Linked DNA regions of Homo sapiens: region 2 is linked to region 1. Evidence: chromatin loops called from intact Hi-C (ENCODE). Cell type or tissue: heart right ventricle. All regions are shown on one strand. Links, peaks and the distances in the headings refer to the core of each region. The heading gives the core; the rest is flanking DNA.

Region 1 (2,921 bases), core at 124-2,623:
CTTGTGCTATTCTGTGGAGAGAGAAATAGGGAAACAAGGCATTTCAATGTTCTAGGCATGAGAAAACCATGGCAGCTACGGAGATGGAGAGAAGAGATCACATAAAATTTTTACAGCAAGTGTGTGACAAATCGGAAAATTCTAAATATTGAGTCATTTTATGATGCCAGCTTATTATAACTGATGCCATCTATGTGGAATTACAATAATACTGTAAGCCTTAATAGGTTTATAAATTTTCTGCAAGTATAAACCAGAATCTACCTTCAGTTCTCTTTCTCAGCAACACAGTTAAGACCAGGAGAACTGAATGGTTTTCTCTTCATCCTTCAACTTCCAACATTTAGCAGAGTCCCAGGCACAAATTATCCACCCAATAAATTCCACTGGATGAACAAATGGCTCCAAAGGCCAGAAAGCCTGAATCCCGATAAACTGTTTTTTAATTCAATTTTTAAATAAATGGTTGTATTTATTGAAAATGTATTCATTCTTTCAACAAATACCTTTAGAGTACCTGCCGTATACCAGGTATGCTGTTTAATGAGGATGGGGTTGGAGGGGGTGAATGCATGAAACAGAATGGATGCTGACTCTGTAGAGCTTGCAGACGAAAGAGGAAGTCAGTAAATAAAGCATCACTGTTACACAGGGGAACGTCAGTTTTCAACTGCTACACAGGGGAGCATCTCTCTAGGATTAAGGGAGGGAGATGATGCCTGTCCCAGGGTAACACAGCAGTGGTAATCAGCTGTATATTTTTCTAGCACTATTATGTACTGGATACTGGTCCAGGTTCCACACCTACCTTTTAAAGCAGTCCTTACAAACGTTTGACAATTGAGGAAACAGACACTCAGGGAGGTTAGGTGACTCCGCCGTGGTCACACAGCTGGTGGGTGATGAAGCTCAGATCGAAACTCAGACCTGTATGACTCTAATTCTTGTGCTTTTTCATTTCATCCCCATCCACAACACCCACTGTCCTTTAACTATTTCACCCGTGATGATGTTGCAAGTAATTCCAAAGTTGCTACCTTAAATGTAAGAGAGCATTTTCTTACACAGATGAGTGAGTTTATTTATTTTCATGTGTGTGTGTGTGTGTGTGTGTGTGTGTGTGTGTGTGTGTGTGTGTGTGTGTAGATGAGAAAGAGAAAGAGAAAACCACCAACCTTCCTTAGTCATTTTATAGTAGCCCAGCTTGCCAGGTAACTCCACGCAGCCCATCCTTACTGGTGGTAACCTCAAATAAAGCCAGATTCTCCCCCTAGCGGTAGTTTGAGAGATGCTCAACAACTCGAAGATTCATAAAGCATGCTGAGCCATCCATCAGTCAAGACAGGCCACAAATGTCAGAAAAGATTGATAATCAGCAGGGAGCTTGATAAAGCAGCTTTTACTGCAGCACCCTTGCTCTAAGACTCCCATCCCTTCTGAGAACGCAGTCTAGAGCTGCTGCTTCCATTTATCTATACAAATACCTTTGAATCACTTCACCTTAATATATATATACAGTAAGATTTTTTTAAAGCCCTGAATAATTTATGTATAGAATCACCTCCCTTCTTAACCAAATGGAAGAGATTCAGTATGCTAAGTTCAATGGGAAGAGGGTATATAAAATCCCTTTCAAGTATATGTCTTATAAAATATAGGTCATGAATTGAGTTTTTCAGTATCAAAGAAAAAAAGTTTAATAGACTTACAGCTTTCTTGCTTTAATTATGGGTGCATTTTTTAAAAACCAAGTATAGTACCCAAGCTATTTTATTATTCAGAAGACTGGCTCTTTTCAAAGAAGTGTCAAAAGTTTGGTTTGGGGAATTCTTGTGTTTTCTTTCTTGCTCCAGTTTTCCACTTTTCTTTAGTGTGTCACCATCTTTATCTCCTATGATACTAGTTTATAAAAGGCTTCTAACATGGATGCCTTCCTCTTGGAAGTGGGTTGGGGTTCGTGTTTCTATAGTCAAGCTCTGTATCCTTAAAAAAAGGCCTGCTTTTCAGAATGATGGAGGACCTCGCTGGCCTGTTTCCCTGGCCCATCACATCCAGACTCCAGAGCTGCTTTGCCATCTGTTCCTCTCCTTCCTTCTCATTTCTGCAATTTTACCCTCTATCTAGCTGAAGAGGTTCTATGCTTGTTGGCTCACACTAAAGTCATAAGCCAGGGCTAGAGGGGATGACTTGAATAGTAACATGTGTGTACATATACGTGTGTATGTGTCTGTACATTCACATACACACACATGAAATCAGCTTCGGTCTGTGATGCACCATTCAAAAATGTCTGCGTAGATTTTCACTAGCTTTGGAAACCACGTTTGATGTGGTTTAACTGGAAATATTGACCCACGCAACTAAAACTCAGGTAACCCAAGAGACTACTACTGCTGGCAGAGTCGTGTTTGCTGATTTCAGACACCATGGAGCAGTGGTCCAAGTTTGAATGATTTTGTTCCCAGGAGACACTTTGGGTTCCACACTGGGGAAGAAGAGGGTACAACTGGCATCGAGCGGGCCAAGGTCAAGGACTGGTAAACATACGTCAATGCATAGAACGGCCTCCACAGCAAAGAATCATTTGCCTCAAAATGTCAGTAGTGCCAATGTTTCTCCCTAAATGGAGAAAATGTGGAGTTTTAGTTATAAAGCCCAAATGTAAAGTTGGCAGGAGAGATGCTACAAATTGTAGGCATTGGTTGGTACCTTTTTATAGTGAGCCACAGGAACCCATTCCTCTAAGCAGGATCAATGGACATGGAGCTCGTTTTAACAGTGAGCATTTTGCGAGTGGGAGATGTTGCCAGGCCCTCTGCTGAGGGCTTCCTGTGTGTTATCTCATTGACTTGCCACAGCAGGCTAGAGGCGGATGCTATGATCATCTCTATGTCCCAGTGAGGAAACTGAAACTTCAAGAA
Region 2 (2,921 bases), core at 333-2,832, 110 kb before region 1:
TAACCTCTGCCTTTGAGGCCCCTATGTTTACTCTTCGCCGGTGTTGCTGCCAGAAGCTTAAAGCTGGATCTAATCACTTCCTTGCTGAAACCATTGATGCTTCTCTGTCGACTTCAAGATGTGTTCAGTTGGGACATTGCCGTCTGTTTCCTTCTTCAGTTCTCCTTTCCCTTCTACTCCAGTCCTTACAAGTGACATCTTCTGTTCCTGCATGCTAAAATGCCCGTGACTTCTCTAATGCAGCTCTCTGCCTTGGTGCCTTTGCGTATCCATCTCTACTGAGGAACTGGGATGACTTCAGCATCCGGGGTAGATGCCTGGCATGAACCAGAAAGGATATCAGATTAGATCTGTAGGTGATGGTGAGAATGGATACAGGACTGTTTCAGTCAAGTACCTACCTCTAAACAGGAGGGCACTGTGGATTTTAGGATTGGAGATCATTGGTACCTGTGCCATCCTGGGGAGGTGGGAAGAACCAGTTCACAGATCTAGTTTTGAGCAAAGGAACATGGGGTTTTAGCAGGTCATTTAGTGTAAGCCCACTAGAAGGAGGCATGTGGTGTGGGGTCCAGGACAGGCTGTGAGTACATGTTCTGCACCAGACATAATTTACATGGAGGCTTGGGGAGAATAAGCTTCCAGGTGAGGAACTCAGTGGCTGAGTTGCAAAGAGCTGGAAATGAGAGAAGCAAGCTTAATGACTTTGTACGTGCTTCAGTTTAGTGCATATCCCACTCTTGTGTCCTAATCCAGTTATTTTTATTTCTGCTGAACTCTGTACATCCTGAGGATGAAGCCCATGCTGTCACCACTTTTTTTTTAATTAACAGTGTCTGTTAAACATGCATGTGATTCAGAATTAGATATCACTCCCCACCCTCATGAAATCCTCTTTAAATACTTGATTTATTATTTATTTTCCACTAGAATACTTCTGGATTTTTCATGAAGCCTGAGGGAAAATGAGAAGTTATTATCTACATCATTTTTCACTGTTTTAATGTTAATCATTGATACAGGAATTGGCTTTCACCATCTTGGAGTCCACCCCACCTATAATTAATTATAAATCCTTTCAGTGGACAAACCAATAACACTTCTATATTGAACCAGGAACCAGAGAGCCTAAATGCATCCCCTGGATATCATCTAGTGAGTCAGAGGCACAGAACAAAATGTGCTTCCAAAGGACAGATGATTCTTCAAAGAGAGCTACTGTTCTTTAAATGTCACCCATGTGTTAGAGCCTTTTGTTCCGCTCTGTTTCTGCACGCTCCATTTCTGAAGTCCAGGAAGCCCCAGGCTGTTGAGTGGAAAGAGTAGAAAGGCGAGAGTGAGAAGGCAAGATGAATCTGGAGGGGAAGATTCATGTTTTCTGATTTCTGAGGGTCCCTCCTGATCAGCGGGGTGCTAATGAGATCAGAGACAGGGGATGTGAACACCACGGGAACCTGCTGGCTTTCTTCCACTCACAGCGCCAGAATGTTCCCACCAGCTGGGACAAAGCACAGGGAGAGCATCAAGGAGGGGATGAAAAAAGAGATCAGGAAGGAAGAGAATAGTGTGCATGAGCTCACGCGTGGGTGAGAAGAAGGAGAAACAGAGGCAGGGGGGTACATAAAAATCCTACCCTCTAGCTATGTCCTTCAGGAGCGGGTCTATCTGTTGTTGTTTGCTACTTTTCCTATGCTCTTGGGAGCTTATCAGAAACTTCCCCTAGATCAGCAGCCGCAAATCAGCAGCAGGAAGCCCTGTCACATGCAGGTGTCATTGTATCATCATAAAAATTACTTCCCAGGGTTAGTAACTTAAAATGAAAGTCAGGCTCAAGGGTCATCAGGTAGTTAGTAGATCAAGAAGATTTCTACAATGTAGTACATCTCTTTTCTCTTGGCTTCTGTGATACTAAGTTTCCTGGTTCCGTTTCTGTCTCTCAGAATACTTTTCCCCTAAAGGTGTAAAGTTCTCTCCTTCATGTACTTCTCTTTCATGAACTTCTCTCCTTCTAATCTTAACTGAGCCTTCTCCAAGTTCCTTCCCTATCTCATTATCTTCCATTTCTCATTATGTTCCCTCACAATCTTAACCACACCCGTAGCTTCACCCATCACTTTCTGCAGGAAATTGCCTGTCTACCACAGAACTCTCCCCTGGAATTTAGTGTAGGCAATTGTCCACTTGAATCATCCTCAAATGTGATGTGATGTGATCTTCCCCTTGGTGCATATCCAAACTGAACTCAACACTTAACTCGTGCCCTGAATTTTGGCAAGGAAGTTATCACCAGCTTTCACTCTTTGAGTGCATAACCTTTCACTCTGTTTCTTATACTCAGGGACTGTAGTGTGTGTTGCAGTCTCTTATCTGACTCTCAGAAATAACTTTGAGTAGAGCAGTACTACTAAAACACAAATTCACCAACTTTTCTCTGCTGGACCTTCATGTCGTTCTCCCTGAGTGAGTCCCTTTTGCAAGTTATTAATATATGTCACACAGAGCCTGTTTCTCATATTTATTGACCAGACTAAGGAGAGAACATCGTACCCTCTAACCCAGTGGTTGGCACGCTTGAGCCAGCTCATACCAGCTTTCGTGAGACCGTTGTTAATGTCTCTTTCTCACTCTGTCTTCACTGTAGCTTGATATCAGCCATGGCAGGATTGTCTTCACCATGGCAATGGGCAACACCAAGGATTGTCTTACTTCTTCACAGAGCTGGTGGTTAAGTTACAGCAGATAACTGCCCCACCACACCCATTATGTCCTGTGCAGTTATCGATGATATTAACTTTCTCTGCTTGAGGCACTCTGATAAAACTTCACTGATTTATCTCATTTAATCCCAATAGCTACTTCATGAGAAAGGTGCCATCATTCTATCTGTTTTACAGGTAAGGCAAATGGGCACTCAGAGAGGT

The links. Peaks named below come from ENCODE experiments on the same cell type or tissue, not always from the same donor. Only the 100,000 strongest peaks of a DNase experiment are listed, where the experiment ranks them.
Region 2: it touches region 1 in a loop (9-fold over the local background); 8 of 110 quality-filtered maps call a loop at or near these places.

Annotation. Positions count from the first base shown.
Region 1 is chr16:83,355,122-83,358,042 of GRCh38, forward strand. All of the region lies in intron 6 of CDH13 (cadherin 13), which reads left to right. Among named protein-coding and RNA genes, the nearest start is that of CDH13-AS1, 43 kb to the right of the region's middle. In heart right ventricle, for the core only: a CTCF peak has its summit at 1,310; no DNase peak of the experiment used is centred there.
Region 2 is chr16:83,246,682-83,249,602 of GRCh38, forward strand. All of the region lies in intron 5 of CDH13 (cadherin 13), which reads left to right. Among named protein-coding and RNA genes, the nearest start is that of CDH13-AS1, 150 kb to the right of the region's middle. In heart right ventricle, for the core only: no CTCF peak of the experiment used is centred there; a DNase peak (open chromatin) is centred at 1,464.